Regions from separate parts of the Homo sapiens genome. Here region 2 is linked to region 1. Evidence: read pairs that join two places in POLR2A ChIA-PET (ENCODE). Cell type or tissue: PC-9. All regions are shown on one strand. Links, peaks and the distances in the headings refer to the core of each region. The heading gives the core; the rest is flanking DNA.

Region 1 (7,717 bases), core at 1,325-6,324:
TACAGGCGTGAGCCACCGTGCCCGGCCAAGTAATAATTTAAAAAAAAAAAAACAAATCTTCCAGCACTCTGTTGGGAAATCTCAACATTGTCCTCATAGCAGCCAGGACAACCTGATACTGTTGATACAAATGAGTCTGCCCCACAATGTCCAGAACCTTCTATCTCTCCAGAGCCTCATGCTCCGGTTGCCAGATGTGGCCAATAAAAATACAGGTTGCCAGCCAGGCACGGTGGCTCATGCCTGTAATCCCAGCACTTTGGGAGGCTGAGGCAGGTGGATCACTTGAGGTCAGAGGTCAGGAGTTCAAGACCAGCCGGGCCAACATGGTGAAACCCTGCCTTTACTAAAAATACAAAAATTAGCCGGGCATGGTGGTGTGTGCTTGTAATCCCAGCTGCTCAGGAGGCTGAGGCAGGAGAATTGCTTAAACCCAGGAGGTGGAGGTTGCATTGAGCCAAGATCGCACCATTGCACACCAGCCTGGGCGACAGAGTGAGACTCCGTCTGAAAGAAAAAAAAAAAAATACAGAATGCCGGGTTCAATCTGAGTTTCAGCCAAACAACAAGTGAGTTTTTAGTATAAGTATAGCCCATGCAATATTTGGGGTATACTCAGACTTTTTTTTTTTTTTTCTTAAAAAAGTATTTTCTGTTTATTTGAAATTCAAGTTGAACTGGGTGTCCTGTATCTTACCTCACAATCCTTCTGTGACGGGCAGGACTCCAGCTCCCAACAGCCCGTAAGGGACGAGACTGACTCCCATTCACCTGATGGGAAAATTGAGGCAAGAGGGGTCGGGCACGGTGGCTCACGCCTGTAATCCCAGCTCTTAGGGAGGCTGAGGCAGGTGGATCACAAGGTCAGGAGATCAAGACCATCCTGGCTAACACAGTGAAAACACGTCTTTACTAAAAATACAAAAAAAAAAAAAAATTAGCCAGGCTTGGTGGCGGGCACCTGTAGTCCCAGCTACTCGGGAGGCTGAGGCAGGAAAATGGCGTGAACCTGGGAGGTAGAACTTGCAGTGAGCCAAGGTTGCGCCACTGCACTCCAGCCTGGGCAACAGAGCGAGACTCCATCTCAAAAAAAAAAAAAAAAGGAAAAAGAAAAAAAAAAAGAAACAGAAACAGGGCTTTGTGTCTCTGGACCTCGGTCTCCACACTGCACAATGGGTGTGATGGTGGCCCCTCCATCACGCGGTGCTCAGGCTGAGGAAATGATTTGTGGATACCCACCAGCCCATGAGCACTCGATTCTTGGGTCTCCCCAGTGCCAACAAAGAGAGAGACAGAGGCAAAGACAGAGAGACAAAGAGAGAGACAAGAGAGAGGGATCTGGGCTGGTTCCGGAAGGGCGAGCCCCCTTTGCGGATGGGGTGGCCCAGGAGGGTGGGAATTCAGTTTGCAAATCAGAAGGTTCCAGACTTTTCTGTAAGGCAGGGAGACAGCTAAAGAGGAGCCTGCAGGCCGGGCGCGGTGGCTCATGCCTGTAATCCCGACACATTGAGATTGGGATCTGACCAAGGTGGGTGGATCATTTGAAGTCAGGAGTTTGAGACTAACCCGACCAACATGGTGAAAACCCATCTCTACTAAAAATGCAAAAAATTAGCCAGGCGTGGTGGTGCATGCCTGTAATCCCAGCTATTCAGGAGGCTGAAGCAGGAGAATCTCTTGAGCCTGGGAGGTGGAGGTTGCAGTGAGCTGACATCATGCCACTGCACTCCAGCCTGGGCGACAGAGCGAGACTCCGTCTCAAAAATAAATAAATAAATAAATAAATAAATAAATAAATAAAGGGGAGCCTGTAGGATGCAGAGACCCAGAGCACCTACCCACAGCTGCCAACGCCCAGTCCCCAAGATGGCCCTGCTGAGCAGTTTTAAGTATTGTTAAAGATAAAATAATTTTTCCTTCTCTGAGCCATCTGATTGACGTGGTAATGGGCCCCGCAGACAGGGAGAAGGTCAGGTTGCAATGTAATCAGTTTTTTCTAGAGTGACGTATAATCATGATAGCAGTGCACCTGGAAAAGGGGGAGGGACCTGCGACAGTCCCCAGACCCTCTGAGCTCTCCGTTGCAGGACACGACAGGGCCACAAGGACGGTGGGACCCAGGGAGGCTTCCTGGAGGAGGCGTAGCTGCAGCTGGGATTGGAAGGACATGGCATCACAAATGCAAAGTTGTGGAGGTTGGAACTGTCTCTTTGTGCCTCTTCCTGATCCCACTAGATCTTACTCTCCAGGGGAGAATCCAATTCCCACCTTTCCCAGCGTCTAGAGACATCCGCATCCCTTGGCTCAGGGCCCCCTCCTCCACCTTCACAGCCAGCAGTGGCTGGTCTAGTCCTTCTTTGGTTTTTTTGTTTGTTTGTTTGTTTGAGACAGAGTCTCACCCTGTAAGGCAGGAAGACAGCTAAAGAGGAGCCTGCAGGCCGGGCGCGGTGGCTCATGCCTGTAATCCCGACACTTTGAGATTGGGATCCGGCCGAGGTGGGTGGATCATTTGAAGTCAGGAGTTTGAGACCAGCCCGACTAACATGGTGAAACCCCGTCTCTACTAAAAATGCAAAAAATTAGCCGGACGTGGTGGTACATGTCTGTAATCCCAGCTATTCAGGAGGCTGAAGCAGGAGAATCTCTTGAACCTGAGAGGTGGAGGTGGAGCCCAGGCTGGAGTGCAGTGGCGCCATCTCTGCTAACTGCAACCTCTGCCTCCCGGGTTCAAGTGATTCTCCTGCCTCAGCCTCCCGAGTAGCTGAGATTACAGGCGCCCGTCACCACACCTGGCTAATTTTTGTATTTTTAGTAGAGATGGGGTTTCACCATGTTGGCCAGGCTGGCCTTGAACTCCTGACCTCAAGTGATCCTCCCGCCTCGGCCTCCCAAAATGCTGGGATTACAGGCGTGAGCTACCGCGCCCGGCCAGGCCTGGTCCTTCCTGTGTTGCTATCTGATTCTCTCTCTTCTGCCTCTGTCTTCCACTTTAAAAGACCCTTGCGATGATTTGGGCCCACCAGGTACTCCAGAATAATATCTTTCTCTCTCATCACTAGCTGCCTGGCAACCTTCATTCCACCTGCAACCCTAATTCTCCTTTGCCATTGAATCACATTCATGGGGTCTAAGATTAGGATGTGGACATCTTTGGGGGATCATTATTCTGCCAACTACAACAGCTGACTTGAACCACCAGGCAGACAGCACCACGTCCTACAGCTTGTTCTGTGGCCCAGGCTGGAGTGTAGTGGTGCGATCTTGGCTCACTGCCGCCTCCACCTCCCGGGTTCAAGCGATTATCCTGTCTCAGCCTCCCAAGTAGCCGCGATTACAGGCGTGTGTTACCATGCCTGGCCAATTTTTGCATTTTTAGTAGAGACAGGGTTTCACCATGTTGGCCAGGCTGGTCTTGAACTCCTGACCTCAAGTGATCCACCCGCCTTGGCCTCCCAAAGTGCTGGGATTATAGGTGTGAGCCACCGCGCCCGGCCACTAATTAGGTTTTTTGTTTTTGTTTTTTGTTTTTTCTGTTTTTTTGTTTTTTGTTTTTTGTTTTTGAGACAGAGTCTCACTCTGTCGCCCAGGCTGGAGTGCAGTGGTGCGATGTCGGCTCACTGCAAGCTCCGCCTCCCGGGTTCATGCCATTCTCCTGCCTCACCCTCCTGAGTAACCGGAACTACAGGCATGAGCCACTGCGCCTGGCCCGGTTTTTTTGTATTTTTTGTAGACAGGGTTTCACCATGTTGCCCAGGCTGGTCTTGAACTCCTGAGCTCAAGCGATCCTCCCAACTTGGCCTCCCAAAGTGCTGAGATTATGCACTTTCATGCATTGGGCATTGATTACACCCTGAGCGTGGAGTCATACACTTGACCCTCTTTGCCTCCCCAGCTCCTCCTCACAGGCTCCACCAGGGAAGAAAATACCACTGTACCTAATGCACTGATCAAAACATTGAGACTCAGTGACTGAACAACTTGCCAATGATCCCTCTTGCTCCATAAATTCCGAAGTTGGAATTTAAATGTATGCACATGTGATCGCAAAGCCCGTGGATCTTTTTTTTGTATTTGTATTTGTATTTTTGTATTTGTAACTACTTGTGATTTGTATAATTACTATTATGGTTGTATGGCTACTATCCTTCACTGAGCACCTATTTGTTGATCAGTCTCCAGAATTCACGCCCTAGCTGACTCCTCTGGAAAAGCATTTTACAAAGGAGAGAGCTCAGAGAGGTTGAAGGGCGTGTCCAAGGTCACCCAGTGGGCGGCAGAGCTAGAATTTGAACCCAAGTTCCCCTGGCTGCCGTCCACTGCCTTCCCTGCCTCTGGGAAGAAACCAGGGCTTTGCGGATGATCTACAGAGGCCACTCATCGAGACCCTGCTCGGGTTATTTGGCGGTTTCAGGGGCTCAGCACGCTTTTTTTTTCTTTTCGGCAGAGGCTGGTGGCGGTCCGGGAAGATGAGCCAAGTGCTGAGTCTGCAATGCGAAGTGTCTCTGCAAAAGCCACCAGCCACGTGGCCACAGAGGCCCAGGGCTGTGCAGATGATCAATGTCGCCCCATCCGTCGCTCTGCCATCCTCTCACCTCCGCCTCGGCGTCCTTTATCCCTCCCACTCCGGGTCGCTCTCCAGCTTCCTGGTGCAAAAAGACTGAGCGACACTGCAGAGCGTCCTGAAAATGATGGTGCAGAAATCGTTTAAGGACTGCCGAGGTGAGGAAGGGCAGCCCAGGCCACCATGGAGACACGCAAGGCCGGGTGCCGTGGCTCACGCCTGAAATCCCAGCACTTTGAGAGGCCGAAGTGGGAGGATTGCTTGAGCTCAGGAGTTCGAGGCCAGCCCGGGCAGCATAGCCAGACCCATGTTCCTACAAAAAAACTAGCAGGGCACGGTGGCCTGCACCTGTAGTCCCAGCTACTTGGGAGGCTGAGGCAGGAGAATTGCTTGAGCTTGGGAGGCTAAGGCTGCAATGAGCTGTGATCGTCCTACTGCACTCCAGCCTAGGCAACAGAGCGAGACCCTGTCTCAAGAAAAGAAGGAAGGTTTGGGATGCCAAGGCAGGTGGATTGCCTGAGGTCAGGAGTTCAAGACCAGCCTGGCCAACATGGTGAAACCCCGTATCTACTAAAATCCAAAAATTAGCTGGGCGTGGTGGTGCATGCCTGTAGTTCCAGCTACTAGGGAGGCTGAGGCAGGAGAATGGCGTGAACCTGGGAGGTGGAGCTTGCAGTGAGTCGAGATTGGGCCACTGCACTCCAGCCTGGGCGACAGAGTGAGACTCCGTCTCAAAAAAAAAAAAAAAAAAAAGAAAGAAAATACAAAATTAGCGGGGTATGGTGGCACATGCCTGTAATCCCAGCTACTCGGGAGGCTGAGGGAGGAGAATGGCTTGAATGTGGGAGGTAGAGGTTGTAGTGAGCCGAGATTGCGGCATTGCACTCCAGCCTGGGCAACAAGAGTGAAACTCTGTCTCAAAAAAAAAAAAAAAAAAATAGAGAGAGAGCAGATGAGGACACAGACACACACAGAGGGAAGACAATGTGAGGACACAGGAAAAATGTGGCCATTGAAAAGCCAAGAAGAGAGACCTCAGAAGAGATCAGCCCTGTCAACACCTTGTCTCAGGTGTCTTCCAGCCTCCAGAGTTGTGAGACAACACATTTCTATTGTTTAAGCCAACCAGCCTTTGTACTTCTTTTTGGCAGCCCTAACAAACTCATATAGTGCCCACGAGACCACCTTTACCAGCTCTTCAATAGCCAGGACTCTAAAAGTCACAAAAACAAAGAACAAACAGAAACACTTGATTTCAATTGACTTCAGCAAAAAGGGAGCTATTGTAAATAATAGTATGCCTTCAGGCACGGTTTGATCCAGGTGCTGAAGCCATGTCAAGACCATCTGCTTTCTTCTGAATTAACTTCATTCACAGGAGGCTTTTCCACGTGGTGATCAGATGGGTCCTAGGAGGACAAGGCATTTATCAGCTCAGCAACCCCTGAGGAAAATGTGTCTTCTTACCCCACAGCAGGACTTCACCCACAAGTCCACCAAATATTTAGGAGTTCTCTCTGATTGGGACAACATGGGTCATGGCCCTGAGATAATCACTGAGGCCAGAGGTGTAGCATCCTCTGATTGGCCAGCCCTGGGTATCTTTGATTGGACCTCCCTAGAAAGAGACTTTAAGGCAAGGATTTGTGGGGCAAGGAGTTTATCTAGAAGAAAGCATTCCGGGCCAGGTGCAGTGGCTCACACCTGTAATCCCAGCACTTTGGGAGGCCGAGGCGGGTGGATCATCTGAGGTCGGGAGTTTGAGACCAGCCTGACGAACATGGAGAAACCCTGTCTTTACTAAAAATACAAAAATTAGCCGGATGTGGTGGTGCGTGCCTGTAATCCCAGCTACTTGGGAGGCTGAGGCAGGAGAATCACTTGAACCTGGGAGGCAGAAGTTGTGGTGAGCCGAGATCATGCCATTGCACTCCAGCAAAACTCCATCTCAAAAAAAAAAAAAAAAAAAAAAAAAAAAGCATTCCAGGAATCACTGGGAGGGGAGAGGAAAGTGAGACAAGGGAGGGAAAGAGCCAACACAAGGGGTGTTAATGAGCAGGTGAATGTGCGGGAAACTGGGGCTCGGTCCCACTGGGAACCTCTGGGAGGTACAGAACCTGCTTGGAGTTATCCCAACAGATGGGTCAGGGAGCTGAAGTATTGATCCACCCACTCCCCATCTGTAAAGGTGGAAAGCTGCATTAGCTCTCCTGCCCTCTGGCCTGGCTTGCACAGGACCAAATGGCCTCCAACAGCCAGCAGGACACCATCAGACAGGAGATGTCACAGGTGTTAGCAGTATACAGCCTTCGCATGCAAAGGTGACCTCAAGGCCAGGTGTGGTGGCTCACGCTTGTAATCCCAGCACTTTGGGAGGCCAAGGTGGGCTAATCACCTGAGGTCAGGAGTTCAAGATCAGCCTGGCCAACATGGCAAAACCCCATCTCTACTAAAAATACAAAAAAATTAGCTTGGTGTGGTGGTGGGCACTGTAATCCAGCTACTTGCCAGGAGAATCACTTGAACCCAGGAGGCAGAGGTTGCAGTGAGCTGAGATCATGCCACTGCATTCCAGCCTGGGTGACAGAGCAGGACTCAGCCTTAAAAAAAAAAAAAAAAAAAAAAAGTGACCTCACGATCATAGGGGTAGGGTTGCACTGGGTCACAGCCTCCCTCCCTGGTTCCCAGGTTGAAGCTGACCCTGCCTGGACTTCAGGAACCAAAAGCAAGACAGGGAAGTTCCTCCCAGAAAAATCTAAGGTGCTGTTCCTGAAAAAGGAAGGGTGCAATGGTCTTACTAGAGTCACTTCTCCTTAATTATTCCCATGGATACCATATGTGCCCACTGGGTGCCTCTTGACATTGCCCTCAAGTTGTCCATGACCCTGAGCACCTTCTCAGTCTATAGGGCCGATCACCCTTTCCAACATCACACAGAGAGAGGACCAGATGGTACGATGGATGACACCAAGGCTGCTGTTATTTCTGTGGCTGCCACAAGGTGTTGCTGTTGAACAATAGTCTTGCACAGTCTGTTGCCTCCTTTTCCCTTTGCACTGGCCCCAGTGGAACCCCAACTGAGGTCCGCAAGGTTAGAGTCCTTTGATTTACATTCTTGAATGACTTCAGGCCCCAATCACCAAGCTAGACACAATA
Region 2 (5,000 bases), core at 1-5,000, 650 kb before region 1:
CACCGCGCCTGGCCAGAATATGGTGTTTTTTTGGTTTTTTTTTTTTTTTTTGAGATGGAGTTTCACTCTTGCTGCCCAGGCTAGAGTGCAATGGCATGATCTCGGATCACTGCAACCTCCGCCTCCAGGGTTCAAGAAATTCTCCTGCCTCAGCCTCCCGAGTAGCTGGGATTACAGGCACCCGCTACCACACCCAGATAAATTTTGTATTTTTAGTAGAGACGGGGTTTCTCCATGTTGGTCAGGCTGGTCTCAAACTCCCAACCTCAGGTGATCCTCCCGCCTTGGCCTCCCAAAGTGCTGGGATTACAGGCATGAGCCACCGCGCCCGGCCAGGAACATGGTGTTTTGATGTTTTGACTTTCCTGCCGCCAACCTTTTCTGACTAATAAGTTATGGAGGTGGCAACATTCTGTGTAAAGGGCCACGTAACTAAGATTTTCAGTACTGTGGGTCACAGTCTCTGTCACAACTACTCAACCTTGCCATTGTAGGGTGAAAGCAGTCATAGACAATATGTAAATAAATGGGCATGGCTGTGTGCCAATAAAACTTTATTATAAAAACAAGTGGGCTGGGCACCGTGGCTCATTCCTATAATCCCAGCACTTTGAGAGGCTGAGGCAGCTGGATCACCTGAGGTCAGGAGTTCGAGACCAGCCCGGCCAACATGGTGAAACCCCATCTCTACTAAAAATACAAAAACTAGATGGGCATGGTTGCAGGCGCCTGTAATCTGGCTGGCTTTGCAATTATTCCTCCAGCTACCCTGTGGGGAGTGGATTCGGGGTGGGGATGGGAACCGACAGGAGAGGCAGCAGGGAGGATGCCATCAAGCTTGTCTAGTTAAGCTGGGACCAGCGCACTCCACACCCAGGTAGGTCCCTGTCTCGACAGAGCCCCTGAGGACGGACATCGTTACCTTCTCCGTGGGCTGCTGCAGGATGGGGAGGTTCTCCTCCAACTTGTCCAGCCCCCTGTGGGCGTATTCGCTGGCTGATGCAACTGCCAACAACAATTAAGACGCAAATGTGACTGCTGGAAGGTCACCTAGTAATGGTTCAGGGGGACAGGACCAAGAGCTGGGTAGACCCCCCTACTCCCCACCCAGGGAAATGACCAGGAGGGGAATTCAGTGCCCCCTGGGACTTCACCCACTCTGGGGCTCCAGCTTGGAGAGGATCGGCTGAGCCCCGCTGACAGCAGCCGCCGTGAGGGTCCTCACTCCCTTCTCTGCTGCGTCGCAGACAGTCTTGATGTGCGGGTAGCTCTCCTTGGTGGAGGCATAGGCTGCGGACACCATGTCGCAGGTGGAGCTGATCAGAGGCATGCTGGCCACACGGTCCACCACACTGGGCTACAGGAGAGAAGTGGCTCAGGCAAACTGGGTGGGGGAAGATGGGGAGCTCAGCCGGAAACTCAGGGTGCCCTGCAGTTTTGCTCTTACTCCTGGCCAGTGAAACGGCTCAGTTTACCCACACTTTGCATCCAGGCAGTTGCACAAGCCAGGAACCTTGGGGTTTCGCCACGTGCTTCCTTTATTTTTATTTTATTTTTGAAACGGAGTCTTGCACTGTTGCCCGGGCTGGAGTGCACTGATGCGATCTCAGCTCACTGCAACCTCCACCTCCCAGGTTCAAACGATTCTCCTGCCTCATCCTCCTGAGTAGCTGGGATTACGGGTGCCACCACGCCCAGCTAATTTTTTTGTATTTTTAGTAGAGATGGGGTTTCACCATGTTGGCCAGGCTGGTCTTGAACTCCTGACCTCGTGATTCGCCCACCTCAGCCTCCCAAAGTGCTGGGATTACAGGCGTGAGCCACCGCACTCAGCCCACGTGCTTCCTTGAACACAGGCTATTTACATGAGCCTGCACTTTATCCCAGCGATGTGCCAGGTGGTGATAAGGGACAACAGTTCCATTCTCATGGCAGTTAGGGTCTAAACCGGGGGCTGTAGACCACAGCCCATGGGTCACAGCCAGCGCACCACTTGATTTTTAAATTTTAATTATTTTTGGGGCCAGGAGCAGTGGCTCACGCCTGTAATCCGAGCACTTTGGGAGACCGAGGCGGGTGGGTCACTTTGGGTCAGGAGTTTGAGACTAGCCTGGCCAACATGGTGAAACTCCGTCTCTACTAAAAATACAAAAATTAGCCGGGCGTGGTGGCACATGCCTGTTACCCCAGCTACTTGGGAGGCTGAGGCAGGAGAATTGCTTGAACCCAGGAGGCAGAGGTTGCAGTGAGCCAAGATGTCACCACTGCACTCCAGGCTGGGCGACACAGCAAGGTTCCATCTCAAAAATATATACATAAAATAAAATCACCTGAGGATGAGAGATCTGGAATAGAAACTGGCCTCCTAGGACGTCCCTGAGAGAGCCTTCAGAGGTGAGGATGATTTGGCTCAGGGGTTGGGGAGGGCAGGTAGTTTCAGACAGAACCCTGCTCCCTCAGGCCCTCCAAGGGCCTTTGAGATTCCCCCCTCCCAACTGGGGACACCAGTGAGTGGTCCATACCCCACTGAGGAATAAATCCCTCTGGCTCCGTGAGCTGCCGGCAGATCCCTGGCTCCCTGCCAGGGCACCCTGGGGTGGGAAGCCTCCTTGCACGGGAATCACAGGGTCGGGGCAGTCCCTGGTCCCGGCCCTTCCTCACCTGCTGTACCGGTTCTTCCACTGTCACCTGGGTGCTGCCATCAGCCTCTGCCCCGTCGGCAGACATGGTCTCTGCAGCAGACGCTGAGGAGAGAGGAACAGTCAGGTACAGCCTGCCTGGCCCCACCTTCCAGGAGAAAGTCCAGGCCCACGCTGCAGCTGGAAGACAGGGTTCACACCTGCCCATGACTTACAGCTGTGTCTTTCAGTCCTTAGCAGGCACAAGAGTGACCTCTGGACTTTGTTCAATAGCAAGTGCTGATTCTAAAGCTTCGGGATGGGGCTCACCTGGCCCCCTATTTCTTTTTTTTTTTCTTTATTTTCTTTGGAGACAGTCTCACTCTGTCGCCCAGGATGGAGTGCAGTGGGGCAACCTGGGCTCACTGCAACCTCCGCCTCCTGGTTTCAAGCAATTCTCCTGCCTTAGCCTCCCGAGTAGCTGGATTACAGGCACCCACCACCACGCCCAGCTAATTTTTGTATTTTTAGTAGAGACGGGGTTTCACCATATTGGCCTGGCTAGTCTTGAACTCCTGACCTTGTGTTCCACCCACCTTGGCCTCCCAAAGTGCTGGGATTACAGGTGTGAGCCACCACACCTGATCCTTTCTTTTTTTTTTTTCTCATTAAAGACAGGGTCTTGCTCTGTCACCCAGGCTGGAGTACAGTGGTACAATCACAGCTCACTGCAGCCTCTAACTCCTGGGCTTAAGGGATCCTCCTGCCTCAGCTTCCCAAGTAACTAGGACTATAGGCACACACCACCACGCCTACTTAATTTTTTCTTTTTGGGTAGAGATGTTATCTTTTTTTTTTTTTTTTGAGACAGAGTCTTGCTCTGTCGCCAGGCTGGAGTGCAGTGGCACGATCTCGGCTCACTGTAACCTCCACCTCCCACGTTCAAGCAATTCCCCTGCCTCAGCCTTCCCAGTAGCTGGGACTACAGGCGTGTGCCACTACACCTGGCCAATTTTTTGTATTTTTTTAGTAGAAACGGGTTTTCACCATGTTGGCCAGGATGGTCTTGATCTCCTGACCTCGTGATCCGCCCGCCTCGGCCTCCCAAAGTGCTGGGATTATAGGTGTGAGCCATTGTGCCTGGCCAATGGTATCTTGCTATGTTGCCCAGGCTGGTCTCGAATTCCTGGTCTCAAACAATCCTCTTGCCTTGGACTCCCAAAGTTCTGGGATTACAGGAGTGAGCCACCATGCCCGGCCCTGACCCTGCATTTCTAAAAGGCTCCCAGGCAGTGTTGATGCAGCTGGTCCCTGGGACACACGTCAGGAAGCAAGGCTTGGGAACAGTCCCTTCAGGGCTCACCTGTACTCCAGCAAGCCAGGTATGACCTAAAACCTCTGTAGAGGACAATTTGCCAATAGCTGTCAAGTTCCAAGAGCCATCTTCCCCTTGACCCAGAAACCTCACTTCGGGGAAGAACCCACACCTGTGTTTCCACATGAGCAGAGCTGTGTGGACTTACTGGCCACAACATGACACTGGAAACAACCTGGATGCCCAGCAAAAGGGGAATAAGAAAACAACAAGTGTGGCCAGACACAGTGGCTCACGCCTGTAATCCCAGCACTTTGGGAGGCCGAGGTGGGTGGAACACGAGGTCAGGAGTTCGAGTCCAGCCTGGCCAACATAGTGAAACCCCGTCTCTACTAAAAATACAAACATTAGCCAGGCATGATGGTGGGCGCCTGTAATCCCAGCTACTCAGGAGGCTGAGGCAGGAGAATCGCTTGAACCCAGGAGGCGGAGGTTGCAGTGAGGTGAGATCGCGCCACTGCACTCCAGCCTGGGCAACAGAGTGAGACTCCGTCTCAAAACACAAAAACAAAAATAAGTGTATCCCAATGCAGTGGCTAAAGAATGAGATTTAAAGGCCGGGTGCGGTGGCTCACGCCTGTAATCCCAGCACTTTGGGAGGCCAAGGCGGGTGGATCACCTGAGGTCAGGAGTTCGAGACCAGCCTGACCAACATGGAGAAACCCCATCTCTACTAAAAATATAAAATTAGCCAGGCATGGTGGCGAATGCCTGTAATCCCAGCTATTCAGGAGGCTGAGGCAGGAGAGTTACTTGAACCCGGGAAGCGGAAGTTGCAGTGAGCCGAGATCGCGCCGCTGCACTCCAGCCTGGGCAACAGGAGCGAAACTCTGTCTCAAAAAAAAAAAAAAAAGAGATTTAAATGTAACTCACATGGGCCAGATGTGGTGGGTCACACCTCTAATCCCAGCACTTTGGGAGGCCGAGGCAGGAGGATCACCTGAGGTCAGGAGGTGGAGACCAGCCTGGCCAACATGGCAAAACCCCGTCTCTACTAAAAATACAAA

The links. Peaks named below come from ENCODE experiments on the same cell type or tissue, not always from the same donor. Only the 100,000 strongest peaks of a DNase experiment are listed, where the experiment ranks them.
Region 2: POLR2A ChIA-PET joins it to region 1 with 5 read pairs; 1 of 35 experiments calls an interaction of 5 or more read pairs at or near these places.

Annotation. Positions count from the first base shown.
Region 1 is chr19:5,508,346-5,516,062 of GRCh38, forward strand. No RefSeq gene overlaps it. Among named protein-coding and RNA genes, the nearest start is that of TINCR, 56 kb to the right of the region's middle. RefSeq lists an enhancer at 4,585-5,084. In PC-9, for the core only: no CTCF peak of the experiment used is centred there; a DNase peak (open chromatin) is centred at 3,696.
Region 2 is chr19:4,858,668-4,863,667 of GRCh38, forward strand. It overlaps PLIN3 (perilipin 3), which reads right to left. Exons shown (of 8, transcript NM_005817.5): 2 at 2,662-2,744; 3 at 1,159-1,357; 4 at 923-1,005. The coding sequence starts at 2,727. Among named protein-coding and RNA genes, the nearest start is that of PLIN3, 6.5 kb to the right of the region's middle. In PC-9, for the core only: no CTCF peak of the experiment used is centred there; a DNase peak (open chromatin) is centred at 2,704.